Regions from separate parts of the Homo sapiens genome. Here region 1 is linked to region 2. The links are chromatin loops, found by intact Hi-C in ENCODE. Cell type or tissue: heart left ventricle. All regions are shown on one strand. Each heading gives the region's core, and the rest is flanking DNA. Links, peaks and the distances in the headings are about the cores only.

Region 1 (15,614 bases), core at 5,099-13,098, 50 kb after region 2:
ATTTTAAAGAGCATCTCCTACCACCATTCAGTTCAAAAACAAACAATAAGGTCTACGACAAGCTCACTAAGTGCTTTCATACCTCGTTGTTTACTGTTGTGCATCTGTATGATTATTATATACTTTATAAATTTTTATTTTATAATAATTTGTATTCATTCATTCATTTTCCAATCTGCCTATCCAAGTTCAGGATCACAGGTGGCTGCAGCCTATTGCAGCAGTTCAGGGTACAAGGCAGGAACCAACCATGGACAGGATGCCATTCCATCATAGGCTTTGCTCATACACACACACACTCACTCAGATTGGGACAATTTAGACACATCAATTAACCTAACGCACACATCTTTGGGATGTTGGAGGAAATTGGAGTACATGGAGAAAACCCATGCAGACACGGGGAAAACTAACAAACTCCATATAGAGTGGCCTTCGGTGGGAATCGATTTTTTTTCTCATCAATGTTATAACAAAAGAATGTTGAACAAAACAATGTTATTTGAGAATCTGCTATATAGTGCAAAATTAAGCAAAATGAAAGAAGATGCCGGGAATCCATGTGGATTCTTTATAAAGGCGGCAGTACTAGTGCTGGTAGTATTAATGGCAGTAAAGAAAGTTAAATAGATAAAATTCTGTAAAAGTTTTCCCATGTATTTCACAATTTGGAGGGATAGGGATTGAGTTGCTGTGGTTTGAATATTTATATTCCCCCCAAATTCGTATGTTGAAATCCTAACCCCTAAGGTGATACTATCAGGAGGTAGGGCCTTTGAGAGGTGATTAGGTCATGATGGTTGACTGGGATTCGTGCCCTTATTAAAGAGGCCTAAGAGAGCTTGTTTGCGCTTTCCACCATGTGAGGACACAGCAAGAAAGTTCTAACTATGAACTAGGAAATGGGTACTCTCCAGACACTGAATAGGCCTTGATCTTGGATTTCCCAGTCTTTAGAATTGTGAGAAATAAATTTCTGTTGTTTATAAAGTGCCCTGTCTATTGTCTTTTGTTTTAGCAGCTCAAATAATCTAAGTTAAGACAGGGGCCACAAGCAGCCAAGAGAAAGACCAAATGTCCTTATCCTACATTACTGATAAAGAAAGCCTCTATTCAAACAAGAAGAATACAAGTAGGGTGACTATTGCTCCTTTTTCTCTCCTCTTTTTTAGAGGAAAGTTTAGAATTTTGGTTCTGTATTACAGGGGTAATCTAAAAATTTTGACATAGGTATTGGTGTTTATAATTGCTTTGTAGTCAAGTGTGATATTAATACTGATTTATACAATATCACTGTATAAAAATATGTGTTATAAAGTAGCATTATTGGGGAGGCCGAGGTGGGTGGATCACGAGGTCAGGAGATAGAGACCATCCTGGCTAACACGGTGAAACCCCATCTCTACTAAAAATACAAAAAATCAGCCGGGCGTGGTGGCGGGCGCCTGTAGTCCCAGCTGCTGGGGAGGCTGAGGTAGGAGAATGGCGTGAACCTGGGAGGAGGAGTTTGCAGTGAGCCAAGATCGTGCCACTGCACTCCAGCCCAGGCGACAGAGAGAGACTCCATCTCAAAAAAAAAAAAAAAAAAAATTAGCATTATTGAAGTGAAAATACACAATAGATGAAATGTAGAACTAGGCCTGGCTGAGCATGGTGGCTCATGCCTGTAATCCCAGCATTTTGGAAGGCTGAGGTGGGAGGATTACTTGATTCCAAGAGTTTCAGACTAGCCTGGGCAACATAGTGGGATTATATCTCTACAAAATATAAAAAAATTAGCCGAGCATGGTGTGTGCACCTGTAGTTCCAGCTACTCAGGAGGCTGAGGTGGGAGAATCGCTTGAGCCTGGGAGTTCAAGGCAGTGAACCATGATCATGCCACTGCCTCTTTCTCAAAAAAAAAAAAAAAAAAAAGAAAAAAGAAAGAAACAGAAAAAAGAAAAAAAAGAACTACGCTTTTGTTCTTATTGTTCTTTCATTTCTTATCAGTTTATCCAAGTACCCTTTCTTAAACATTATATTTCAGATCAGCCATCCTCCCTCCCTATCCTATCCTCATCAAATGAACAAATGTTAAACTTTATAGGGAATATGCCTTCTCAACAAGCCATGGGATATTGTAACAATTTAACATATATTAGGACTAAAAGAAAAATCTCAAAATATTCTCACAATTGAAATAAATCAAGTTAAATTTATTGGTCACAAGACAACAATTTATAACTCTCATAAATAATTTTTGACTTAGTAAAGAAATTAAAAGTACCAATATAGACTAGAAAATGTTGATAATGAATATGTTAATATCAAAGTATTTTGAGTGTGGTCAAAATTATGTTCAGGAGAGAATTTATCATTTTATTTTTTTAATCAAGTAAGAAAAAATATTAAAAATGAATTAAGAAATCAGTAGGTACAAAAAGGGATAAAAATATTGCAGCTAAGCTTAAGGGGAAAAATAAGAAAAAAGCAAAAATTAATGGTTAGGGAGAAAACAACAAAACTGATAAATAATACCAAGATTTGGTTATTTTAAACAAATAATTAAAATGTATATCTCAGTTAATCTCATTAGGAAAGGGATAGAGTGAAAGAAATACATACAAGTGTGGAAAAGTAACAATTTTAAAAGTATAACCTTAAGTTAATAAATTTGAAAATCTGATTGAAAGATATTACGGAGTAGAAAAATTTAAAACTGGCCATGTTGATTCAAGAAAAGACAAAAAACTCTGTTTCACTAACAAACATGCAATAATTTCAGAAAAGAACTAATCCTCAAAAACAAGTGTCAGACCTAGAGGGTTCATGGATGAATTCTTGCTAATTTTGTTATGAGTAATTCCTGTGCTATTTAAATTATTCTATGATGCAGATGAAAGCGGGTATGTTCCTAACTCTTTAGTAAAATTATGTAATGATGTTAAAGTCTGGCAAATATAACATTTTCTAAATAAATAAAAGTACCAATAATTCCTCATTTATGAAAGCTGATGCCAAAATCTCAAAACAATATGACATCAGCAAGATGGCAGAATAGGAGTTTCCCATGCCCATGTCCCAGCAGAAATACCAATTTGTACTACTATGTGTGAAAATACTTCCTAAGAAAAGAATCCAGGTGAGAGACCAAAGCACAGAAATACGAAAAGACACTTTGAAGAGAGTGAGAAAGACAATTTGACATTATCCACATCACCTGTCCTTCAAGGCCCAGCAACACAGTGCAGAGAGAGATACCATCCATGTGTGGTAAGGAGAGTAACGTGGGTATCTGACTTTTCCATGGACCCCATGGATCCAAGCTCCAGGTCTGCTCCTGTGGACTCAGGTTCCAGGCCCACCCCAGTGAGCCCTGGTACAAGGCTGGCACCTGTGGTGCCAAGCCAGCCTGCCTGCTGACCTAGGCATCACGCCAGCCTGCCAAAGGACTCTAGTGGCAGGCCCACCCCAAATCTCTGGATGGGCTAACTGGTGAAGAACTTTTCCTGCTGAAGCTAATCTGAAGAGGTACTTACTTTTTCAAATGTGCAGACATCCATGCCAGGCCACAAGAATCGTGAACAATCAGAGAAACATGATACTACCAAAGGAAGAAAATAAAGTATGGAGATCTATGAATTTCTTGACAAAGAATTAAAAAGTAACAATCTTTTAAAAGCTCAGTAAGCTACAAGAGTACAGAGATAAACAAGCGAGATCAGGAAAACACTATGCGAACAAATTGAGAAGTTCAACGAACAGACAGAAACCTATGTTAGTCTCTTTTATCTTAATTTTAAGACCATTCCACTTTAATCCCACCTTTTTTCTTTCAAGCCCTTCAAGTCAAATATTGTCATCATCCCTCAGCCCACAACAACCTGGTTTCTATCCCTCTTCTCTCAGAGTTTAGTCAAGGTAATTACAAAGGTCATTAAGGTTCCTCAAGGTTCAGTTGTAGACTATCCTCGGCTTAGTCTATAGTCTATATTTAGTCTTATTGAACACAGAAGGGTACTCAAGAGTATGCATTTACTTGACCTTCAATATAGGTTTTTAACAGGGGAGAGAAACAATGCACTTCAAAATTATTATTTCCAGCCAAAATCAATCTCTTAAATTTCAAACATGTACTTTTCAGCTGCCTCACAGTCTCTGTTCAGGAATCGGGACACAGTTTAGCTAATTCCTCTGGCTCAGGGTCTCTCATAAGGCTGCAATCAAGTTGTCTACCAGTGCTGCATGCATCTCTAGGCTCAACTGGGGAAGGATCCATTTCCAAGCTCACTCGCATTGTTGTTGGCAAGATTCAGTTCCCCTGGGTTGTTGGACTAAGGATCTCAGTTCCCTACTAGATTTTGAACAAATGTTTCCCTCAGTTCCTTGCCTCATTGGGCCCTGCAGAGGGCAACTCAACACGGCAGCTGGGTTTCACCAGAGTAAGCAAGCAAAACAGCGAGTAAGGATGAATAAAATGAAGTCACCATTTCTTTGCAACCTAATCCCTGATGTGACATTCGTCATTTTCACCTATTCCATTCCTTAAAAGCAAGTCACTAAGTTCAGCCCACATCCAAGGGAGGAAGGTTATACAAGGGCATGACCACCACAAGGTGGGGATCACTGGAGGCCATTTTAAAGTCTGTCTGCTACAGTTTCCATAAGCATCTCAACCTCAGCAAGTCCAAAACAGTTATCTTCCCCCAAAACTTAGTGCTTACATTCTCTAAGTAAATGGCAGTACCATTTACTTAGCAGGCACATCCAGAAACAGGGACACCAACTTTTATTCCTCCTTCTTCTATACCTCTGTCAACACCATCCATATAACCATCAAATTGTAACAAGTATACTGCTTAATGTTTTTCTGGAATCCACCTTATTTTTACTTTCCCCCCAAGTCTAGTAAAAGCTAGTTATCATCTTTCATCTAGACTATTTCCACAGAATACTAACTGGTCTCCCTGTTTCTAGTCTTGATTTCATCCAATTCACTGACCATAGGTAGCCTGAGAAATATTTGGAAAATAAAATGAAGACCAAAAAAGAAGAAGAAGAAAATAAAGTCTGAATGTGGCATTCCTTTACTTAAAGCTTATAAAGGGACCATCTGTCACTAAGCAAATCAACACAGCACAGAGCTAGACATGAGACAAAAGGATCTAGGGACTTTAATATGTACTCTTTGCATATTGGCTTTTCACTTTCCTAATGTGGAAAGGCTTTCTCTGTACAGTAAAAACATGGCCACCAGGAACCTTGGACCCACATCCCAACAGTTCTCCCAGAGAATAAAAGCTACCTCTGTCTCTAGTCAGAAGAGTTGCTAAGGGTGAACTTATCATTGGCTAGATTTGAGTGACATGCTCATCACTGTGGCCAGGAAGATAGAAATTATGAATGATTCTACTTAGGTCATGTGAGTATCTCTGTTGTTGGACAAATGTAGTCTGTTAATAGAATGACAGAAGAGCAATAATCTGGAGACTGACAGTAGCCACATCAAAACACTTCAAGGTCTCTCATTCAGTATATCCTCACTTACATGGTTTAATGGCATTCCATGATCTGGCACCAGTTTCTAGCTTCATCTATTTCTATTTTTCCATTGCTTCAACAATTCTGAATGCCTTTCAGTTGACAGAACATAGCTGTCCTTTTCTACTTGCCTTCCCACAAGCTATTTCCTTTGTCAAAAATACTCTTCACTCTTTCCCCTTCCACTTCTTCACTTGACAGCCCCTCATCTTTCAGATGTCCACTTAAGTATTATTTCTTCAGAGGGACCTCCCCAACACCTGGGGTTCCTATAGTGCCTCATACTCTAATACTCATTCGGGTTTTCTTAGGACTATTTATGTAATTATCTAACTTTCCTGATAGATAGTAGGATCTCTAAGGACAGGGATCGAATCTATTTTGTATGTGATGCTATCTATCTTGTATGTGACCTAGCATCATGTTTAGCATATGTAAGTATTCAACAAAAATGTCTTGAAATAATAAATGAATGTGTGAGAAGCACCACAGACAAAATTTAAAAAAAAGAGAAAACAAAGAATAGTAAATAATAACTACAATTTGTTAAGTACTTTCTGTGAACTAGATTCTGTTTAAGATGCTTCACATGCATTATTACCTCATTCAACTTTCACATCAACTCTCTGAAGCAAGTGCAATTTTTTTTTGAGACAGATTCTCACTCTGTCACTCAGGCTGGAGTACACTGGTGCAATCTCAGCTCATGCAACCTCTGCTTCCTCGGTTCAAGCAATTCTCCTGCCTCAGTCTCCCAAGTAGCTGGGAATACAGGCACACACCACCATGCTCAGCTAATTTTTTGTATTTTTAGTAGAGATGGGGCATCACCATGTTGGCCAGGCTGGTCTCAAACTCCTGACCTCCAGTGATCCACTCACCTCAGCCTCCCAAAGTGCTAGCATTACAGGCATCAGCCACCACGCCCAGCCACAAGTGCTATTTTGATGCCTCTTTTACTATTACAGAAACTGAAGCTTAGTGAAGTTAATTGCCTTAAGTGATACATATCTGATTTCTACATTCATGATAATGGAAGCTAATTAATATACAAACATTTATTGAACAAATTTCATGCTACAATGCAAGGAGCAGGGGCTTTAGAACTAGAAAAAAATAATTATAAATATGGGTTCCATCACTCTCCAGCTGGGTACTTTCAGCAAGCTATAAATGCTTCTGAATCACAGTTTCACACATAATAAAAGGGGATTAAACACTGTCCCTAATGTTAGATAATATACACAAAATGCCTGGTTAAAGTATTTCTTAAATGTTAGTTACTGCCTTCCTAGCCCCTCTACTGTATATTGTGCAGTAGAAATAGAAAAATGAATTATACCATCTAGATCCTCAGAGATCTTACTATCCAGTTGGTGTGAGATTATTAAATATACCTGAAATTAAAGAAAATATCAGGTCAAATAGTAAATACTGTACAATATTCTGTGGTACAGATTATAAATTCAGAAAAGACAAAGATCCAAGATGACTGGAGTGGATCAGAGAAGGCTTCATTATAGAGGACAAGTGTGCAGAGATTGTTAAAGGATAAATAAGATGCAGAGCAGCAGAAAGAAAGGTGTTTTCCCCTTTCCTCTCTCCCCTTTCTGTAGGCAGAAACACATATTAGTGAAACCAAGAAGCTGCCTCCTAAATTAAGAGGGTGGATAGGATTATGGAAGACTTTGATGGCTACATTGTGGAGCTGAGATTTGATAAAGTAGGAAATACAGAGCTAATAACAGTTTGGGGTCACAGAAAGGACAAAATGAGGAATGATAATAAATCTTATCGTTTTCATGGGAATATTGTGAAGGATTCATTTCTTTTCCCTAAGAAGAAAGGTATTACTTCTCCAAAATGTTATTTAAACAAATTTGCATTTACAGAAAAGGGAACTGAAGCAAAAAGAAAACAAGCCTCTTGTCTCCTTTCATGCTATAAGATAATCATCAACAAGGAAGTAGAACACAAAGCCTTTAATTGTGGCCCATATAATTTTTATATTACTAAATAGTATCACATCTACATACTGGTCAAAACTGGTCAACCTTGGCTTATTTGTAACTCATAATATCAATTTTCACTTCTAGACAGAATATTTTGTGACATATTTTAATAATCAAGTGCCATTAAAAAACTTTACCCTATGTAAAAGGTCACAGCACCCTCAAGGAAACACAATGAATAACTCCATGCAAACATGCAAATTATAATTTCAGAATTCTGAGACAAAAGTGTCTCATTCTTCCAATGTATCTTTAAAAATGCCCACTATAGGTATTTTTATATCCTTACCCTTTTACCGCTTATTACAAAGGAACCATCAATCAGTTCTACAGCACTCTTAAAACATGTTAAATGAGCCAATGTGGTTTCTTATTACACCCTAGTCTTCTCCTATTACTCCCTTTATTTTAGGCTCTAAAACTTGGCCATTAGTTTCTAACCATATGCTACATGCTATGCTGGGGATTATATAACTTTTTGTTTTTATCAAAATGGTACCCTTTTGGTTTAAGCTACATCAGGCTTTCCTTAAATTTATAATTCTAAAAAAATTACTTGCAAAACAGAAGCAAAACTAGTGGGCCCAATTAAATAGAAAAATACTTTTAAAACGATTCTTCTTCTAGTGTTTTTTTTTTACCACTTACATCTGTTAGATTTATAATGAAAGTGAATTATTTCCTTCTTTAACAAAGAAAGTCAGAAAATATAGACACTGCTAGACTTAGAAACGTACTGTGTATTCTCATAGCTACTGTCTCAATTTCCAAAGTACACAACAAACATGCTCATGAAATTGAGAGAATAAAAATATCCGATCCTTTGAATTCATAGGCTAGGCCTTAGAAGATTTGGGGTAATAGATCTTGTGTCACTAGGGCACTTTTGTCCTCTTTAATTTTTATAAATCACTAAAATTATTGAACGTAGTTAAAACTTGGCAGCAGTATTACTCCTACCCTGAGTATTTTTTAAGTTTTTCAGTAATGTGGATACATAAATCTAAGGTAGGGTGTAATCTCTCAAGGAACTTCCAGCATTATTTTTTAAGTGGCCAAAAAAGTGGAAGTTCTTGGACTTTTGAGCCTCTACAAGGCTGGGAAATATTGGGACAATTTTGGGATTTTTTTTTTTTTTCCCGAGACGGAGTTTCGCTTTTGTTGCCCAGGCTGGAGTGCAATGGCACGATCTCGGCTCACCGCAACCTCTGCCTCCCAGGTTCAAGCGATTCTCCCGCCTCAGCCTCCCGAGTAGCTGGGATTACAGGCATGCGCCACCACGCCTGGCTAATTTTGTATTTTTAGTAGAGACGGAGTTTCTCCATGTTGGTCAGGCTGGTCTCAAACTCCCGACCTCAGGTGATCCGCCCTCCTGGGCCTTCCAAAGTGCTGGGATTACAGGTGTGAGCCACTGCGCCCAGCAATTTTGGGATATTTTTAACGCGTGTGTTTGAACTGTGTTTTTAATCATTTCTTCATCAACAAAAGTTTAATTTTATATTGATTTAGTCCGTATTTGGGGAGCAGGTGTGGCCAACTTTTATTTTTTATTGTAACTGTTATTAAAAAACAGTTCCCAACATGAAGCAACTGTTAACTTTTCCAGGGGTCTCTGAACTACCAAGGAACTGGACCACGAGCGTTCAATAGGTAGGCTGTTACAGATTAGAAGCTTTCCCTATTGTCAATCACATCATTAACGTCCCTACACACACACACACACACACAGAGACACACACACACACACACACACACCCACACACACACCCTAGTTTTGCGTCTGTAGCTACCATGAAACAGAGGCAGTTGAACAGCAGAGATAGGGGAAATCTACTAACTTTTACTCTGCCCACTTCCGGCCCAAATCTAGAAGTCTGTCTCCCTAAATAAAAAGAACAAAGTAATTTTCACAAGTGTGGGAATCTCCTCTCTTGAGCTCCTAGGATGGAAAGGTGGGCTGGGGCAGCAGGGTAACGATGGCCTGACAGGTCAGAGCGGGGAATAGTCCGGTAATAGTTGCTTCCTCACCGCGGTGGATCCTTTCTTCACCGCTTCCTGGGCATATTCAACTTGAAAAAGGTGTCCGTCTGGGGAGAAGACAGTGATCGCCCTGTCATATCGAGACGCCATCGCACAGGACTACAAGGGCTTGCCACCGAGCTTCCCGCTGCTGCAGCTGAGGCAAGCGGGGAGCCGCCGCCAACACAGCGTGCTACCGCCCGGAAGCGCTTCCACACGCGCCTCAAGCTGCCTCCCGGAAGTCCCCGCGCCCGCGCTTCGGCTGCTTCACGGAAGTCCTTGCTCCTTTGGCTGCCTGCGGATGTCCTCGCGCTTGCCAGCCTTTGTCACCCAAGCAGTGCCTGTGAGTTGACGGCATTCTTCCCTTACCCTTCATGTCTGACGCATAGCGCATATCTCCATTTCCCCACTACCGTGTTGCCCCAGGGATGGTGTCACGGCACTCGAGTTATAAAAATAATATCAAAGATTAGGGCTTAAAAATGAGGTCTTCAAATATCAGATATTTTTGTTATCGCATACATGTTGGAGAAACTGTGGTAAGTTAAATATCAGTCCCTTCCCTTTGGTTTCAAATTCTAAATTTCCTACTTTTTCTTTCTCTCTCTCAGGTTAACTCTTGTTATTTGAACCGAAGGAAAGAAAGCAAACTTCAAAATATTGTTGCTTCTGATATTTTCTGCCTTGTGAGCAAAATAGAGCAGATGAGCAAATGGTCCGTTAAATAAAGCAAATAGTCCATCAAACTAAGCTAATGATGAGAATTAAGATAATGTTCTTTTTTTTGTTTTGTTTTGTTTTTTGTTTTTTGAGACGGAGTCTCGCTCTGTCGCCCAGGCTGGAGTGCAGTGGTGCAATCTCGGCTCACTGCAAGCTCCACCTCCCGGGTTCACGCCATTCTCCTGCCTCAGCCTCCGGAGCAGCTGGGACTACAGGCGCCCGCCACCACGCCCGGCTAATTTTTTATATTTTTAGTAGAGACTGGGTTTCACCGTGTTAGCCAGGATGGTCTTGATCTCCTGACCTCGTGATCCGCCTGCCTCGGCCTCCCAAAGTGCTGGGATTACAGGCGTGAGCCACCGCGCCCGGCCCAGATAATATTCTTTTAATTGGAGAAATTTTGTAAAAGCCCAAAGTATGAGACTTAAAAGATGTCTGGAAATTTAGCTATAGCAGAAACTCTTTACAACTTGCTACATTACTAACTATGAAACAACTCTGTCGCTTTCTCCTTATCAATAAAATGGGAATATTAAAAAATCTGCAGCAGAGTATTCTGAGCTTAATATGTGTTTATGGGCATAATTACATAAAATGGTGCCTGGTGGGCAGTAATAGCCAGGTAAGTTTAGCTATTATTGCTTTCCATGTGTTGTTTAATATATGCAGTTTTCCACTGGGGAGGATCTTAAAGTTGGTGAAATCAACTTTAACCAAAAAAAAGAAAAAAAGAATAATTTCCTCAAAAGAGGAAAAATTTGATTCCCTGAATTCCAAATACTTAAATCAGAATTTTAATTGACTTAAACAATTTATTTAATTATTAATACTTTTTTTTTTAACGTAGGGACTTGGTTTCCCTATGTTGCCCAGGCTGGTCTCAAACTCCTGGTCTCAAGCAATCCTCCTGCCTTGGCATCCGAAAGTACTGCGATTACAGGTGTGAGCCACCACACCTGGCCTTTAGTTGACTCTTGAAGCAGTTTGTACTTATTGCCCCTCCATTGCTTTTCTTCAGTATTACAGTCTTGACAAGTTTGGTTTGACTGCAAAAAACCAGTAATTCCTAATGAAAACAATTCACTCTAACTGGTTACTTTACATTATTATGATAAACCAACATTTGTCCAAAGTGGTTTCTTGAGAAGTGTTTTGGTGTACTCGTTAAATTATGTTTCCTTTTTATTTTGAAATAGTTATAGATTGACAGGAAGTTTCAAATACGGTAAGAAGAGGTCTCCTATATCCTTCACCCCATTTCCTCCAATGGTAATATTTTATGTACGTATAATATGGTAACAAAACCAGGAAACTGACATTGGTGTAATGCACAGAGTTTTTTCAGATTTTGCCAGTTTTATATACACACCTGTGTGTATGTGGCGGGGAGGCCTATGCAATTTATCATGTATAGATTGGTATAATGACTATCATAATCAAGATACAGAGCTGTTTCACAACCACAAAGATCTGTGGCGTTGACTTGCAAGACATACCCATCTCTCTCTCCCTCTACCATCCCTGGCAACTACTAATCTGTTGTCCATCTCTATAATTTTGCCATTTCAAAAATTTTACATAAATGGAATCATACCTGATGTAAGTTTTTAGTGACTTTTTATTTTCTAAATAATTATAGACTCACAGAAATTTGACAGGACAGTACAGAATGGCCCCTCATACCCTACACTTAGTTTCTGCAATTTGTTACATCTGATACAGTAAAAAACCAGGAAACTGACTTTGGTATAGAGCATGTTTATACCATTAGAAGGCGTTTTGTAAATGTCACACTGTATGATAGTATACACTTCAGAAATATGATAGCGTTAAAATGTTGACAAAGTTTAATTAACACATTCAGATTTAACATCCTCACTAAAATATAACAACAGCTGTGTACCTTTGGGTAGGTATATTTCACTTCACTAAAACTCAGTTTTCTGACCTGCAAAATGGTGATAATACTTATCTTCACAAGATTGTAGTGAAGAACAAATGAAATAGTCCATTAATGCACCCATGGCTGTGCCTGACACAGAGTAACGACTTAAAAAAATGTTAACTATTGTTATTTATCATTAAGTTCATGAAAAAGTAAAGATTACTCTGTAAGAGAGAAATTAGGAAAAGTAAAAATGTAGCATGAACTCATTTATACTTTTAAAAATGTGTATTTTTAAAAATATGTGTATCCAAATGTATAAAGAGTGAAAGTACTTACCCCAAATTTATAAAAGTGCATTTCTTTGCAGGAGGCCAGGAATTAGAAAATGGGACGACATGGTAGGGACAGAGAAGTTACCATTTTAAACTTTGTATCTGTATTATTTTAATTTTTTTTTACCACAAGCATTGTTTATTTTTATAGTTAACAAAAACCATAAGAAACAGTTTAATGCCTAGAAGCTGCAAGCGATTGCAGTTTTGATAGTTTGGACCAAATCTCCCATTGAAAACAACTAGAAATACTTGTCTAAGATATATTTTTTAAATGTATATGCTGACTGTAAAGAACTAACAAGGAATGAGGGTTTGTGGTGCCAAGATAAAGAAAAGTAGGAAAACCCGGAAGGTTAAGTGAGGAGTAAAGCAGACCTTTCATAGACCTTTGGAATTCAAAGCCTATTATGGTATAGGGGTGATGGTAAATGTCTAAGTTTTTGTTTAGAACCCAAAGAGCCACAGCCCAGAAGTAGGATTGAACCAAAAATAGATCTATTCTACACTTGGCTGTGGTCTCTGCACAGATCAGCCTCTACTCACTTATGCACCTTGCTCTGCTTCTTCTCTGACCACGTGTGACAAACCCAGTATGGCTGAGATTGATAAATTCAGTAAGTAAAAATTGAAGAGAACAAAAACAAGACTAAAATCCACTGCCTTCCAAAGAAATGATTATACAGGAGAGACAATTATGCAAATAGTAATGAGGACTGTGCTGCCAATATACGCTACATCCCACAAGCATTGCCTTCTTATTTTACTCCTTTTAGCTGTTTTATTTTATAAGATGCAGAGAAGTGGGATTGAGTTTAAATGACTGTGCTACTACTCTTCACATCAAAGAATCAAGAACTATTGAAAACAAAGTCTATACCTGCCTCTCCTATCTGCCTGTCTGACTGGCAGGGAGCAAAATGAACTTCCTTCAGTATTGGTGAAGGAAGAAGCAGGGTGGGATGATGTTGAAATCTAGAGTAAAAACTGTCCAAGGTGTCCTGTAATGCTGAAAAATGCAGTTTAATCAGAGTGCCTTTAAAAAATGATTTTAGTTATTGGTATACACAATTTCTTAAATAAAATTTAGCCTCTTCGAAAAAAAAAATAGACCTATTCTCATGGGGACTAATAATACCCAGTTTTAAATAATCTCAATCCATAATTGGAATAAAGCCGTAGTTTTCAAACTGTGGCCCACACATTTTTGGAGGTACTCAAAAACCTTTCAAGGGATTGACAATGACAAAACTATAGTAAAAATATTAAGACGGTACTTGCCCTTTTCACTGTGCGGATATTTGCATTGACAGTGCAAAAGCAATGATGGGTAAAGCTACTGAAACCTTAATATAACTCAAGGCAGTAGCATTAAACTTATTCTATGGGTTCAGTATTCCTTATCCAAAATGCTTGGGACCAGAAATGTTTCAGATTTTGGATTTTTTACATATTTTGGAATAATTGTATATACATAATGAAATATATTGGGAATAAGACCCAAGTTTAAACACAAAATTCATTTTTTATTATGCTTTATAAACATAGCTTGAAGGTAATTTTATAAAATATTTTAAAATAATTTTGTGCATAAAACAAATGTTGTGTATATTGAGCCATAAGAAAGCAAAGATGTCATTATTTCAGACTGGACAATCTGGTTGTTTGACACCCCCAGCATTCCTGACTGAATTTATATGCTACTGATGAGCAATCATTTTCTTACACGTATTCACATAAAAGTAATTAACAATAAACAATATGACATACCATTAATACAGTGAAAAAATAATGCTTTCAGGGCAATGAATCAGCACAGTATCATTACCAGAATGCCCATTAGTTGTCAAACAACAGCAACAACAAACAACAACAGGCTTTCAATCTCCACCTGCTATGCTCTGATTTGACTGAAAGGTTACAGTGCACTATAATTTTTTTTTTTTAAGTGAGAAGAAACGTCAGAAGCAGTTCAGGGACCAGGAAGTGGGTCCTCTAGGAATAAGGAGGCATTCTGCTGGATGCTTTTTAAAAAGGTTTCCTCCAGAGTCATCTGCCTCATTAATAACTGTTTTTGTGTTAGAAGTCTCTCTTTGATTTTATAAACGGACATGACTTCTTGTTCTGTTATGAATGCATCTGCTTTAGTTCTTCAATAAGCCCATTACACATTTTCACCATGTTGTCTACAGGCACTTTTTCTTTAGTGTTAACGACATCACCTTCTTCGTCACTGTTATCACAGTCACCTTGATTCAGAACCATTTAGCATTTATCATTAGCCAATGAATGAATATCTGGAGCCTCGTTATCAATGTTAAAAACTTCTTTGATATCCACTTCTTCCAGCTAAGTGACTGTATTAGGCTGTTCTTGCATTGCTATAAAGAAATACCCGAGCAGGATAATTTATAAAGAAAAGAGGTTTAATTGGCCTAGGTTCTGTGTAGGAAACTGTATTAGGATTCTCTAGAGGGACAGAACTAATACATATATATTATATATATATATATATATATATATATATATATATATATATATATATAAAACATATATATGTATATGTGTATATATATGTATATATGAGTTTATTAAGTATTAACTCACATGATCACAAGGTCCCACAATAGGCCATCTGCAGGCTGACGAGCAAGGAGAGCCAGTATGAGTTCCAGAACTGAAGAACTTGAAGTCTGATGTTCAAGAACAGGAGGCATCCAGCATGGGAGAAAGATGTAGGCTGGGAGGCTAGGCCAGTTCCTCTTTTCACATTTTTCTGCCTGCTTAGCTTATATTCTAGCCACGCTGGCAGGTGATTAGATTGTACCCATCCAGATTAAGGGTGGGTCTGCCTTTCCCAACCCACTGACTCAAATGTTAACCTCCTTTGGCAACACCCTCACAGACACACCCAGGATCAATACTTTGTATCCTTCAATCCAATTAAGTTGACACTCAGTATTAACCATCACAGAAGCATAACAGCTTCTGCTTCTGGGGAGGCCTGAGGAAGCTTCCAATCATGGTGACAGGCAGAGGAGGAGCAGGCGTCTCACATAAGAAGAGCAGGGGCAAGAGAGAGTGAGGAGGGAGGTGCCACACACTTTTAAATGACTAGATCTC
Region 2 (15,614 bases), core at 2,756-10,755:
TTTGTCAATAATCTACATAAAATATATTATTTGAACGTTTTATGAAATGAATTTACCCATCAAGCAATTACTAGGAGTTCCATGGGCTCTGAAAGTGGAAGAATATAATTCTTACCTGCTATTAAGGAGTCCACAGTTTAGTGGAAAAAAACTGGCATATAAATAGATCATTACAATACAAACCTGAATAAAGTGATGTGGTATTACTTGGGGAAGAAATAATTTCCTCCTTTGAAAAAGTGTCTTTCACTTTCTTTTTCCTTTTTGAGACCGGGTCTTGCTCTGCTGCCTACAGCTGAAGCACAGCGGCATGATCACAGCTCACTGCAACCTCTGCCTCCTGGGCTCAAGCCATCCTACCGCCTCAGCAACCGGAGTAGCTGGGGCTACAGATGTGAACCACCATGCCCAGCTAACTTTTGTATTTTTTGTAGAGACGGGGTTTCGCCATGTTGCCCAGGCTGGTCTCAAACTCCTGGGCTCAATCGATTTGCCTGTCTCGGCCTCCCAAAATGCTGGGATTACAGGCATGAGCCACTGCGCCCAGCCTCAAGAAGCCTTTTCAAAAAATTATTTTTAATTTTTATGAGTACATAGTAGGTATATATATTATGGGGTACATGAGATATTTTGATACAGGCATGTGATGCATAATAACCACATCATGGAGAATGGGGTATCCATCCCCTCAAGCATTTATCCTTTGTGTTACAAAAAATCCAATTATACTCTTTTAGTTATCTTAAAATGTACAATTAAATTGTTATTGACTATAGTTACCCTGTTGTGTTATCAAATACTAGGTCTTATAAATTCTATTTTTTTGTACCTATTAACCATCCCCACCTGCCCCTGCCCCCCACTACCCTTCCCAGCCTCTAGTAACCATCCTTCTACTCTGTATCTCCATGAGTTCAATTGTTTTGATTTTTAGATTCCACAAATGAGTAAAAACATGCAATGTCTGTCTTTCCATGCCTGCCTTATTTAACATAATGATCTCCAGTTCCATCCATGTTATTACAAATGACAGTATCTCATTATTTTTTTGGGGGCAGAACAGTACTTCATTGTGTGTAAGTATCACATTGTCTTCGTACATTCATCTGTTGATGGACCCTAAGGTTGCTTCCAAATCTTGGCTATTGTGAACAGTTCTGCAATTAACATGGGAGTGCAGCTATTTCTTCAATATACTGATTTCCTTTCTTTTGGGTATACACCCAGTAGTGGGATTGCTGGACCATATGTACTTTTATTTTATGTTTTTTGAGGAATCTCCAAACTATTCTTCATGGTGGTTGTACTAATTTACATTCCCACCAACAGTGTATGAGGGTTCCCTTTTCTCCATATCCTCACCAGCATTTGCTGTAGCTTGTCTATTAGATATAAGCCATTTTAACTGGGGTGAGATGATATTTTATTGTAGTTTTGATTTGCATTTCTCTGATGATCAATGATGTTGATCACCTTTTTTTTGGAGATGGGGTCTTGCTCTGTTGCCCAGGATGGAGTACAGTGGCACAATCATGGCTCACTGCAGCCTTGACCTCCCAGGTTCAAGTGATCCTCCCACCTCAGCTTCCCAAGTAGCTGGGACCACAGGAGCACACCACCACATCAGGCTAATTTTTAAATTATTATATTTGTAGAGACAAGGTCTCACTGTGTTGTCCAGGCTGGTCTGAAACTCCTAGGCTCAAGTGATCCTCCCGCCTTGGCCTCCCAAAGTGCTGGGATTACAAGCAAGAGCTCAGCCCAAGCACCTTTTTATATGCCTGTTTGCCATTTGTATGTCTTCTTTTGAGAAAAGAAGACATACAAATTCAAATCCTTCACCCATTTTTTGATCAGATTATTGTTTTTTCTCTTATAGAGTTGTCTGAGCTCCTTATACATTCTGGTTATTAAACCCTTGTCAGAAGGGTAAATTTGCAAATATTTTCTCCCATTCTGTGGGCTGTCACCTCACTTTGTTGATTGTTTCCTTTGCTGTGCAGAAGTTCTTTAACTTGATGTGATCCTATTTGTCCATTTTTGCTTTGGTTGCCTGTGTTTGTAGGGTACTACTCAAGAATATTTTGCGCAGACCAATGTCCTGGGGATTTTCTCCAATGTTTTTGTAGTAGTTTTATAGATTGAGGTCACAGGCTTAAGTCTTTAATCTATTCTTTTTTGATTTTTTATATATGGTGAGAGATAGGGGTTTAGTTTCATTCTTCTGCATATGGATATCCAGTTTTCCCAGCATCCTTTATTGAAGAAACTTTTTCCCAGTGTATGTTCTTAGCACCTCTGTCGAAAATGAGTTCACTATATATATGTGGATTTGTTTCTGGGATCTCCATTTTGTTTAATTAATCTATGTGTCTGTCTTTATGCCAGAACCATGCTGCTTTGGTTACCATAGCTCTGTAGCATAATTTGAAGTCAGGCAATATGATTCCTTCAGTTTTGTCCTTTTTGCTTAGGGCAGCTTTGGCTCTTCTGGGTCTTTTGAGGTTTTTATATAGATTTTATGATTTTTTTTTATATTTCTGTGAAGAATATCATTGGTATTTTGGCAGGGATTGCATTGAATCTGTAGATTACTTTGGGTAGTATGGACATTTTAAAAACATTGATTCTTCCAATCCATGAACATGGAACACCTTTCTATTTTTTTTTTTTTTGGTGTCCTTTTTTGATGTGGGCACTTATAGCTATAAACCTCCTTCTTTGTAATGCTTTCACTGTATTCCATATGTTTTGATATGTTAGGTTTTCATTATCACTTGTTTCAAGAAAATTTTCAATTTTTTTCTTAATTTCTTCATTGACTCACTGGTCATTCAGGAGCATATTGTTTAATTTCCATGTATTCGTATAGTTTCCAAAATTCCTCTAGTTACTGATTTCTAGTTTTTTTTTTCCACTGTGGTCAGAGATGATGCTTGATATTATTTCAATTTTTTGAATATTTTAAGGCTTATTTTGTGACCTAAATATGGTCTATCCTTGAAAATGGTCCATATGCTGAGGAGAATAATGCATATTCTGCAGCTGTTGGATGAAATGTTCTGTAAATATCTATTAGATACATTTGGTCTACAGTGCAGTTTAAGTCTGATGTTTCTTTGCTGATTTTCTGTCTGGAAGATCTGTCCAATGCTGAAAATGGGGTGTTGAAGACTCTAGCTATTATTGTATTGGAATCTATCTGGTTTTTTTTAGCTCTAATAATGTTTACTTTACATATCTAGGTTCTACAGTGTTGGGTGCATATATATTTAAGACTGTTATATCTTCTTGCTGAACTGACCCCTTTATCATTATATAGTGACCTTTTTTGTCTCTTCTTATAGTTTTTGCCTTGAAATCTATTTTGTCTGATATAAGTATAGTGACTCTGGCTCTTTTTTGGTTTCTATTGGCATGAAATATCTTTTTCCATCTCTTTTTTTCAGTCTATGTTTGTCTTTATAGGTGAAGTATGTTTTTCGTAGTCAACAGATCATTGGGTCTTTTTTTTTAAATCCATTCAGTCATTCTATATCTTTTGATTGGAGAGTTTAGTCCACTTACATTCAATGTTATTATTGATAAGTAAGAACTTATCCTCCTGCCTCAGTCTCCCCAAATGCTGGTATTACAGGTGTGAGCCACTGCTCAGACCTCACTTTTTTTGAAGCAGACTCTTGCTCTGTCGCCCAGGCTGGAGTGCAGTGGCATGATCTCAGCTCACTACGACCTCTGCCACCCTAGGCTCAAGTGATTCTCCTGCCTCAGCCCCCTGAGTAGCTGGGACAACAGGCGCACACCATCACACCCGGCTAATTTTTTGTATTTTTAGTAGAGATGGGTTTTCACCATGTTGGCCAGGCTAATCTCAAACTGCTGACCTCAGGTGATCTGGCCGCCTTGGCCTCCCAAAGTGCTGGGATTACAGGCATGAACCACGGTGCCCAGCCTGGTCCATCCTTTCATGGAAGAATCCTGGCATTAAATGAGAAAATGTTTTAAGTTCTACCTTTCTACTGATTCCTGGCCCCAAGTAGGTGTTTATATCTAACTTCCTAGGCTAGGGAGACAAGTATCCTTCTCCAGGGCAGTTTAATCCAAATGTTTACCTCTGGCTTTCAGTGTAGTATTCATTTTTGGTTCCTGGGGATTTTCTTTTAGTTCTTGCAGAAGCTCAGCTATGTCTTTAAAAAACTAGTTATATTTCATCTAGAATTGTCCTCATGTTTTACAGCAGAAGAGTTTTTATATTATCTAATCCAGCATAATGCCAGAAACTGAAGTTGTAGAAGTCTACTTATATACCTTAAGTCAAGCTATTTCCTGTCAAAGTGTTAAAATTTCAGCACATAGTCAGTGATTTAAGAAGTACATATGTAAAATTAAGAGATTTTATGTTTTTCATATTTAGTAAATACTATTTACTTCTTAGTAACTTAGATACAACTGGAATTGCCAAGGATAGGTCAGAGAATAACTAGAAAACCAGTCCACCTCTAAAATCAGCTTAAGAATAAGGGGTAGAGGCATCAAATAATAAAGGTTTACACTACTCAGTAAATTTCTTATATCTTATGTGTTTTTCTAATTTAATAATACAGTACTCATCATAACCATATGTGGAAAGGCTATTAATCCACAGATAAGAAAACAGAAACAGAGAAGTAATTTGTTTACACTGGGAAATGGTAGAGCTGGAATTTGAACTAGGGTAGCTCTAGAGCCTCACTTTGCGTTTTTTTTTTTTTTTTTTTTTTTTTTTTTGAGACAGAGTCTCCCTGTGTTGCCCAGGCTAGAGTGCAGTGGCGTGATCTCAGCTCACTGCAACCTCTGCCTCCCAGGTTCAAGTGATTCTCCTGCCTCAGCCTCCCAAGTAGCTGGGACTACAGGTGCCCTCCAACACACCCAGCTAATTTTTTTTTGTGTGTGTATTTTTAGTAGAGACGGGGTTTCACTATGTTGGCCAGGCTGATCTTGAACTCCTGACCTCGTGATCCACCCACTCGGTCTCCCAAAGGGCTGGGATTACAGGCATGAGCCACCATGCCCATCCAGAGCTCCATTTTTGATCACTTCACTGAACTGTATCCCACACAAAGATTTATCAAAATTGAGAATGCAATAGGATTTGTAATATTTTCATGTGGAGTCCATTAAAAATGAAAACAAATAAGTTATTCAAGATCCACAAATTAAAACTCTGTAAAGAAACAAAATTGAAACTATTTCTATATACATTGAAATTTGGCAAAACTGGTTTAAAACCAGACGCAAGTCTATTTTAAAATAATTTTCAATTAAGCAATTTCAGACTCTGAAGACATTTGAAAAACTTCCTAGAGAATACATTATGGTTGATTCCCCAAACATCCATTCTATATCAGTGCTTAACATTAGCCAACCAGCAAACAGAATCTTCTAGAGACTGTTCTAAGGATGTCTTCAGTCTTCCAATCAGATTGAAGGGAAGGACTTACATTCCAGAGTTAGGGAAGTTCTCCCTCTCCTATAAAAGGTTAACAGGAAAATAAATCATTCTGATTGCCTCTGGTGGTCATGAGAGGAATCAACCTTACTAGAACACACTAACTTTAGGATGAAGCCAATATTCAAAGTTGCAGAGTGGAGGGACAGGAAAAATCTAGATACATGAGAACATCGTTGTGTTGTTAAACACACTGTGTCTGGAGCAGGTTTATACTTTCATCTGTGAGAAAAAACGATTTCTTGTTCTTTAAGTCACTATGAGTTGGAGTTTTTTTGTTTTAACTTATAGACAAAAGCATTTGTTCTAACACATTAACCTCTGCTTAATTTCTCCTCAGGTCAATGGGAACTAATTTTTTTCCAAGGAGAATTTTCATTTTCAGTAGAAACAATTTTCAAATGTCTGCCAAAAACAACTTTTTTTTTTTTTTTTTTTTTGAGATGGAGTTTCGCTCTTGTTGCCCAGGCTGGAGTGCAATGGCATTATCTTGGCTCACTGTAACCTCTGTCTCCCGGTTCAAGCGATTCTCCTGCCTCAGCCCCCTGAATAGCTGAAATTACAGGCGCCAGCCACCACCCCTGGCTAATTTTTTGTATTTTTAGTAGAGATAGGGTTTTACCATGATGGCTAGGCTGGTCTCAAACTCCTAACCTCAGGTGATCCACCCGCCTTGGCCTCCCAAAGTACTGGGATTACATGCATGAGCCACTGTGCCCGGCTGCCAAAAACAACTTTTTTTTTTTTTTTTTTTGAGACAGAGTCTTGCTCTATCGCCTATGCTGGAGTGCAGTGGCGCTATCTCGACACATCGCAACCTTTGCTTCCTGAGTTCAAGTGATTCTCCTGCCTCAGCCTCCTGAGTAGCTGGGATTACAGGCACATGCCACCATGCCCGGCTAATTTTTTATATTTTTAGTGGAGATGGGGTTTCACTATGTTGGTCAGGCTGGTCTCGAACCCCTGACCTCAGGTGATCCACCCGCCTCAGCCTCCCAAAGTGCTGAGATTGCAAGCGTGAGCCACCGCGCCCGGCCAAAAACAACTTCTAATAGATCTTCAAAAACCAGGTGAGAAGGAATAGAGGAAGGAGAAAGAGTGCTTAGTATTACTACTGACAAACTCACTTCTCCTCATATTTTGGTGGCCTAAGATTACAGTGAAAGGTAAATTTTTTGTTTATAGTTGTAGAAAATGACAAGCTTTACATAACATTCTTTACGTTCTTTTTAAATTTTTCATCTAAGGTAAAAAGATACAGCTGCTTTAAGCCAGAATAAATGACTGAAACAGACTACATATTGATATTCTCTCTCTGTTTATGAATACACATACAGGCATACCTTGGAAAAATTGTGGATTTGGTTCAGGACCACAGCAGTAAGGCAAATATTGAGTCACATAAATGTTTTGGTTTCCCAGTGCATATTAAAGTTATGTTTACACTATACTGTAGTCTATTGAGTGTGCAATAGCCTTATGTCTAAAAAAATCAACATATCTTAATTTGAAAACACTTTATTGCTAAAAAATGCTAACAATCATGTAAGCCTCCAGCAAGTAGTAATCTTTTTGCTGGTGGGGTCTTGTCTTGATGATGGAGCTGACTCATCAGGGTAGTGGTTGCTGAAGGTTGAAGTGGCTGTGGGAATTTCTTAAAATAAGACAACAATGAGGTTTGCCACATTGATAGACTCTTCCTTTCCCAAAAGATTTCTCTATAGCATGAGATGCTGTTTGATAGCATTTTACTCACAATTGAACTTTTCAGAACTGGAGTCAATCCTCTCAAACCTTGTCACTGCTTTATTTATGTAACACTCTAAATGTTTTGTTGTTATTTCAACAATATTTACAGCATCATAACCAGGAGTAGATTTCATCCAAGAAACCACATTCTTTTCTCATCTTTAAGAAGCAACTCATCATCTGTTTTATCACAAGATTGCAGCAATTCAGTTGCATATTCAGGCTCCACTTCTAATTTTAGTTCTCTTGCTATTTGTACCACATCTGCAGTGACTTCCTCCACTAAAGTCTTGAACTCCTGAAAGTCATTCATAAGGGTTGGAATCAACTTATTCTAAACTCCTGTTAATGTTGATATTTTTGTTTGTTTGTTAATTTTTTTTTTTTTAGACGGAGTCTTGCTCTGTCACCCAGGCTGGACTGCAATGGTGCGATCTTGGCTCACGGCAACCTCTGCCTCCCAGGTTCAAGCGATTCTCCTGCCTTAGCCTCCTGAGTAGCTGGGATTACAGGTGCCCACCACCACGCCCAGCTAATTTTTGTATTTTCAGTAGAGACAGGGTTTCACCATATTGATCAGGCTGGTCTTAAACTCCTGACCTCAAGCAATCCACCCACCTTGGCCTCCCAAAGTGCTGGGATTACAAGCATGAGCCACCACGCCCGGCCTTTTTGTTTGTTTTTTTTGAGACAGAGTCTCGTTCTGCTGCCCTGTCTGGAGTGCGATAGCATGATCTTGGCTCATTGCAACCTCCAACTCCTGGGTTCAAGCAATTCTCCTGCCTCAGCCTCCTAAGTAGCTGGGATTACAGATTCCCCCCACCACACCCAGCTAATTTTTGTATTTGTGGTAGAGACGGGGTTTCACCATGTTGGCCAGGCTGGTCTTGAACTCCTGATCTCAAGTGATCCACCTGCCTCCGGCCTCCCAAAGTGCTGGGATTACAGGCATGAGCTACCGTGCCCAGCCAATGTTGGTAGAGACACAGTCTAACTATGTTGCCCAGGCTGATCTCAAACCTCTAGCCTCTAGCAATTCTTCTGCCTTGGCCTCCCAAAGTGTTGAGATTATAGGTGTGAGCCACTATGCCTGGCCATATTTCTTGAATAATAAGACTTGAAAGTCAAAATTACGCCTTGATGCATGTGCTGCAGAAAGATGTGTTAGCAGGCACGAAAACATTAATTTCCTTGTACATGTCCATCGGAGCTACTGGGTGACTAGGTGGACTGTGAATGAGCAGTAACATTTTGAAAGGAATCTTCTTTTTTTGAGTGTTAGGTCTCAGTAGTGGGCTTAAAATATTCAGTATACTATGCTATAAATAGATGTGCTGTCATCCATTGATTGTAAATGAGCACTGGCTTCTACTTAAAGTTACCAGCTGCATTATCCCCTAACAAGACAGTCCGTCCCTTGAAGCCAGGCAGTGAGGTGATTTCTCCTATCTCTAGCTATGAAAATTTTAGATGGTATCTTCTTCCAGCAGAAAGCTGTTTCATCTACATTGAAAATCTGTTGTTTAGTATAACCACCTTCACTGAAGATAAATGTCTTAGCTAGATCTTCTGGATAACTTGCTGCAGCTTCTCCATCAGTACTTGCTGCTTCACCTTGCACCTTTATGTTATGAAGGTGGCTTCTTTCCTTAAACCTCATGAACCAACCTCTGTTAGCTCCAGCCTTTTCTTCTTCCGCTTCCTCACCCCTCTCAGCCTTCACAGAATTGAAGAAAGTTAGGACTTTGCTCTGGATTAGGCTTTGGCTTAGAGGAATGTTGTGGCTGGTTTGATCTTCCAGCCAGGCCACTAAAACCTCCATATCAGTAACAAGACTGGTTTTTTTTTTTTTTTTCAGATGGCGTCTCACTCTGTTGCCCAGGCTGGAGTGCAGTGGTGCCATCTCAGCTCACTGCAACCTCCGCCTCTCAGGTTCAAGCGATTCTCCTGCCTCAGCCTGCCGAGTAGCTGGGATTACAGGTGCGTGCCACCACACGTGGCTAAATTTTGTATTTTTAGTAGAGACAGGTTTTGCCATGTTGGCCAGGTGCGTGCCACCACGCCTGGCCTGGCTGTTTCAGTTTCTTATCATTCACGTGTTCCCTTGCAGTAGCACTTTAAATTTCTTTAAGTACTTTTAATTTTCTTAAGTACTTTTCCTTTGCATTCACAATTTGAATAACTTGCACAAGAGGCCTAGCTTTCCACCTGTCTTGGCTTTTGACTGCCTTCCTCACTAAGCTTAACAATTCTAGTTTTTTTATTTAAAACTCATGTGACAGACATGAGACTCTTCCTTTCACTTGAACACTTAGAGGCCCTTATCGGGTTATTAATTGGCCTATTTTCAATATTGTTATGCCTCAGGCAATAGGAGGCCTGAGGAGAGGGAGAGACACAGGTAAATAGCTGGTCAGTGGAGCAGTCAGAACACATGCAACATTTATTGATTAAGTTCACTCAGTGTTTTTTATATGGATGCAGTTCATGGCACTCCAAAACAATTAGCACAGTAATATCAAAGATCATTGATCACAGATCACCGTTATATAATAATTACATTGTCACTATATTACACATATAATAATAATAATGAAAAAGTCTGAAATATTCTGAGAGTTATCAAAAATGTGACAGAGACACAAAGTAAGCACATGCTGTTGGACAAATGGAATTGACAGACTTGCTCAACACAGGGTTGCCACAAACCTGCAATCTGTAAAACACCATTTAACGAGCACTTACTATAAAAGGATACTACCATCTCACACCATTTCATTTACTTATCACAACGGCCCTTTGATGAAGGTATCGTTAGACTCATTTTATAGGGAAGAAAACTGAAAGCTGAAGATGAGAGCAATTTGCTCAAGGTCATGTTGTTAAACAAATGTATCTGCTGGAACTTAATCCTAGTCTACCAACTCCAAAGCATGTGTTCTATTCCCTACATAGCCTATCCTAAAGTATCATGTGGAAGACAGTATAACACTGCTGTCAGTAAGCATACCATTCTATCACTCAAAAGCAAAAATATGCATATAACTCTGTGTGTGTGTGTGTGTGTGTGTGTGTGTGTGTGTCTATTTTTATATGCATAGGTATATTATGGAGCAGAAGAGGCAAACTCTGGCCTCAGTGGTTTCTGTGCCCTTGTGGTGTTGCTGCATCTGTCCCTGGGCTCTTAGCAGCAGGGGTGACAAAAACCTGGATAATACCCATTTCCACACTCTGTGCTCAGCACTCTGTAATTTATGTGGGGCTCTGCAGGGGCAAGCTCCACTGTCTTGTCCCCATTTCTCTTATTTATTGAAACTTTGCTGCTGTCTTATCCTCATATCCCATCTGTTAGTTGAATAATAAAGGGTAGGAAATTGATGTCAAAGCAACCATGATGACAAAAACAAAAACAGAAACAAACAAACAAAAAACCCCAGTGCTCCAGATGGCACTAATTTTAACACTACTTGAAATATTTTCCTTAAAACCAAAGAAAAGATATATGTAAAACAATCTTCAAAATAATTTTTTTTGAGATGGAGTCTTGGTCTGTTGCCCAGATCACTGGCATAATCTCAGCTCACTGCAACTTCCGCCTCCCGGGTTGAAGTGATTCTCCTGCCTCAGCCTTCCAAGCAGCTGGGATCACAGGCGTCTGCCACCACGCCCAGCTATTTTTTTTGTATTTTTAGTAGAGACGGGGTTTCACTATGTTGGCCAGGCTAGTCTTGAACTCCTGACCTCAAGTGATCCATCCGCCTCAGCCTCCCAGAGTGCTGGGATTACAGGTGTGAGCCACCGCATCTGGCAACAATCCTTTTTTTTTTTTTAATTTAATTTTTAATTTTTTTTTTTCATAGAGATGGGGGTCTTGTTACCTTGCCAAGGCTGGTCTTGAACTCCTGACCTCAAGTGATCCTCCCACCTCAGTCTCTCGAGTAGCTGGGATTACAGGCGTACACTGCCATATTTGAGTATAAAACAATCCTTTAAGTATATTTCTTATATAGTTTCCCAAATTTTGAGTGCTTTTTTACAATCTCAGCTAAAGAGAGCTAGCTGGCAAACTATGTTGTACAGTTGGTTCTACCTAATGAACAATAGTGAACTACATTTCAAATGCTCTTTAGCCAGTGGGTCCTCTATCACAATATCCTGAACATTTTATTTTGTAGTCCAGCAGTTTTAACCCATAACGGCTGACAGACGTTATACATATAATAACATGAGACTTGCCACAAAGAAATATGGAAAGGTTATCGTGCTACGTATTAAAGTTTAAGTCTCACAAGACGCTCAAGGCACTTTCAAATGTAAAGTAATGGAAATACATAAAAATCAGTAGACAGGACGACTGCGGTGGCTCACAGTTGTAATCCCAGCACTGGAGGCCAAGGCGGGCTGATCGCTTGATTCTAGGAGTTAGAGGCCAGCCTGGGCAATGTGGTGAAATCCCGTCTCTATTTAAAAAAAAAAAAAAAACACAAAAAACAAACAAAAAACCGGTAGACGGTCAGAAATGAGTGGAGGTTATTTGACATTAATGAAGGATAACATTATATCGGAAGCCTAGAGGCCAACAACTTTTTAACTTTTGTCAAAATACTTTATACTACAGATACTTTTTCCTCTTTGGTTAATGACTTACCTTCAAAGGTTGATTTCTTCTTATTATAGCAAGTTCAATGTTTTTTCCACCAGACTGGACAACCTAATGTAGAACAAGTACACTATTAGAATTATTTCAGCAAATTTTGTGTTTAATAAACAAAAATGGATGAGGAAAAAAAATTCATGATTTCCTGAATATGCTTTATTAGATCACTTACTTCTAGCAAAGCTTTTATTGCTAACTTGATAGCTTCACTGTCACTTGCTATGGCATCTTCTGTGTAATTCTTTTCTAGAAATTCTCGAACAGTTTTAGCACTTCGGCCTATTGCATTTGCCTTGAAAAATAAAAGTTAATTTATTAATATCATTGCAGTAGGAATGAATTTATGGTTACTAAGTAAAGTTTAGAGGTTTGGAGTTTACTCCAGTATACCTTAATAAAATTACCAAATGAAAATTACAGATTTGAAAACATAGCAAACATTTCAGTAGCTCATTTGGTTACTATCAGAATAGTCTGTAATGGTGGCATGGTTTTTATTTTCCTTTTTTTGTTTGTTTTAGAGATGGGATCTCACTCTGTTGCCCAGGCTGGAGTGCAGTAGTGGCACAATTATAGCTCACTGCAGCTTTGATCTTCTGGGCTTAAGTGATTTTCCCACCTGAACCTCCTGAGTAGCTGGGACTACAGGTATGCATCACCACACTCAGCTGATTATTTTTTTGGTAGTCTTGCTATGTTGCCCAGGCTGTTCTCAAACTCCTGGCCTCAAGTGAGCCTCCTGTCTCAGCCTCTCAAAGTGTTGGGATTACAGGCGTGAGCCACAACATCTGGCCAACTTTTTCTTTTAAATATACCAATGCTTTGTCCTGGCTAACACTTTCTATTAATATAATGTCTCCCAAATCCTTGATAACCAGAAATTATTTTATTTATATATTCTTTTGAAACAGGGTCTCACTTTGTGGCCCAGGCTGGAGTGCAGTGGTATGATCACTGCTCACTGTAGCCTTGGCCTTCTGGGCTCAAGGTATCTTCCTACCTCAGACTCCCAAGTAGCTGGGACTATTGGTACGTGGCACCACACTTGGCTAATTTAAAAAAGAATTTTTTTTAGAGATAGGGTCTTGCTATGTTGCCCAGGTGGGTCTCGAACTCCTGGACTCATGTGATCCTCCCAGCTTGGCCTCCCAAAGTGCTGAGATTACAGGCATGAGCCACTGTGACTGGCTCAGAAAAGATTTTAAAAAGCTGAAACTTGAAAAGATGTGGAGAGGCAAGGAGCTATAACTTTACAATATGGCACAAAAAGAAGAAAGCAAAGAGAGGGGAAAAAAATGACATCAACATGAAGAAAGCTATTTACCTAAGTTGGGCTGAGCACTATTTTTGTAGATTTTAGAATAAGTATAGTGGTAACCTAATTGATTTGTTATCATCTTTGACTCTTAAGCAAGAAGGGCTTCTATTCCTTTCCTCTTTTCTTTGTTCTTTACACATTTTCATCAGATGAAGGAAAAATGCAAATGGATTTTCCTGGCTGCATGGCTATGGGTAGAAGGCAGCATATTCTTTTAATTCAGCCTAAATATCCAGATTAGTACTCCTGATGGTAATAAGATTTTAAATTTTATATTAACAGAACACTTATGTGTCAGGCACTAGGTTAGGCATTTTACATGGATTATCTCATCTAACCATCACAAAAATGATTAAATAGGTACTGTTACTAACCCCAATTCTTGGATGTAGAAATGGAGGTTTGGAAAGGTTAAAATAGGCTTTCTCAATATCATCACTGTTCACATTTTGGGCCAGCTAATCCTCTGTTGTGAGGGCTGTCCTGTGTATTGTGGGATTTTTAGCTGCCTCCACAAACTAAATGCCAGCAGCAACTCCCACCCCAGTTGTGACAACCAAACATATCTCTTGTCAAAGACATTGTCAAATGTCTTTTAGGTGGGACAAAATCAGCTGTTGGTGAATTACTGACTCAAGTAATCTTGGCCAAGATCATGCAGAGAGTAAGCAGAAGAGCTAAGCTTTGAAACCGTGGTCTGAATCAACAAGCCAAGCTTTTAACTTGATACACTATGCTGCCACATGCCCCTTTCCTAGGATGATTACAGAGTAAAAAGAACAAACACAAAGGTCTATCCTTTCACTGGCATTAAATGGGGGAATGTCTCAGTTATAACTGTTTAGTATTATTATTATTATTATTTTCTTTTTTGAGACTGTCTCACTCTGTCGCCCAGGCTGGAGTGCAATGGCGTGATTTCGTTTCACTGCAACCTCTGCCTCCTGGGCTCAGGCAATTCTCCTGCCTCAGCCTCCCGAGTAGCTGGGATTATAGGTGTCTGCCACCATGCCCAGCTAATATTTTTATTTTTAGTAGAGATGGGGTTTCACCCTGTTGGCCAGGCTGGTCTCAAACTCCCGACTTCAGGTGATCTGCCTGCCTCAGCCTCCCAAAGTGCTGAGATTACAGGTGTGAGCCACTGTGCCTGGCCAACTGTTTAGTATTATGATTATGGGAAAGAGATCTCAAAGGAGATTTTAGGACATAAACATGAAAACACACCATTTATATTACATTATATAACAATATACTATTCTGGTTAGCAAAAGATTATTTTTACTTTATATAATTTTTCTATGCCATTATATTTCAGAGGATTAATATAAGTAGCTGTTGAAACTTCTAAATTAAATTTTGTGGCCTTGAAATTTCACCAAGATCAAAGGTAAAGCCTTCAGCCTGGCATGACTTTGAAATCTATTTGCTACTAGGTTTGTTTGTTTGTTTTTTGGTAACTAGTTGCTACCCAGAGAGGAAGTACATAGTTAGTGGCTTCAGGTAGTGGTTTATCCAAAAACTTCACTGGGCCTTTAAAGTCACCCTGCACATTTCTGGTGACTTTCCTATCCACTTCTTCCAATTCTTAATGTCAAAATCTTTAACTCTTACCCACCTGACTTGTTTTCTAAAATCTATCCTGTTCTTGCCACACTCAGATCCCCACCCTCCCTTGCCCCATCACCCACCCCAGTCCACTTCAATAATGACTGGTAGTTTTGCAATGCTTTTCCTACCTGCCTCCTCAGATTAATGATGATTTTCTGCAGCAAAGACTATTAGCTGACAACCCTAATATCCATTCTTCCTTTGTGACAGAACTCTAGGCAATGTGACTACTGAAAAATGTCACTTCCTAGCTTCTCTTACAAATAGGTATACACAGGTGGAAGTCACTGGGTGAAGCTCCTAGGAACCTTTACTGCCTAGAATGCAGACATATTGGCTAGAGGTCTAGCAGCTATCTTGAGAGCATGGAAAAAGACTAAGACTAAAAGAGACAAATACCAGCATCTGCCTACTTTCAGACTTTTCATTATGTGAGAAAAATCAATCTTAAGTGTTAAGCATCATCAGGTCTTTGTTGTTAGGAGATAAAAACAATCTCACTTGACAGACCTCGGAAGTGCATCCTGTGACATACTGCCCCATACACCTCCAGAAACAAAAACCTTATTCCTGTGGCTACTGGAAGTGGTAATGGCAGACAGCCCTCAGCTCTTAACTCCCTTGGGAAGGTTCCCTGGTTAACAAGAGCTCCCTCAGGTAAGGTCATGTGCTCTTCCAGGGCCAGCCTACACTGACTCAGTGACGAAGAGTATCAATGTGCAGTCCCTTCACCCCAAGTTAGAACAGCTCTGATGAGCCACTACAGATCCAGAGCACTCCATGGTGTCAACTGA

The links. Peaks named below come from ENCODE experiments on the same cell type or tissue, not always from the same donor. Only the 100,000 strongest peaks of a DNase experiment are listed, where the experiment ranks them.
Region 1: it touches region 2 in a loop (2.1-fold over the local background); 2 of 110 quality-filtered maps call a loop at or near these places.

Annotation. Positions count from the first base shown.
Region 1 is chr18:26,128,014-26,143,627 of GRCh38, reverse strand. It overlaps PSMA8 (proteasome 20S subunit alpha 8), which reads right to left and starts at 9,759. Exons shown (of 7, transcript NM_001025096.2): 1 at 9,561-9,759. The coding sequence starts at 9,662. In heart left ventricle, for the core only: no CTCF peak of the experiment used is centred there; a DNase peak (open chromatin) is centred at 9,767; H3K4me3 peaks cover 628 bases.
Region 2 is chr18:26,175,402-26,191,015 of GRCh38, reverse strand. It overlaps PSMA8 (proteasome 20S subunit alpha 8), which reads right to left. Exons shown (of 7, transcript NM_001025096.2): 5 at 12,067-12,186; 6 at 11,886-11,948. Among named protein-coding and RNA genes, the nearest start is that of TAF4B, 43 kb to the left of the region's middle. RefSeq lists an enhancer at 149-258. In heart left ventricle, for the core only: no CTCF peak of the experiment used is centred there; no DNase peak of the experiment used is centred there.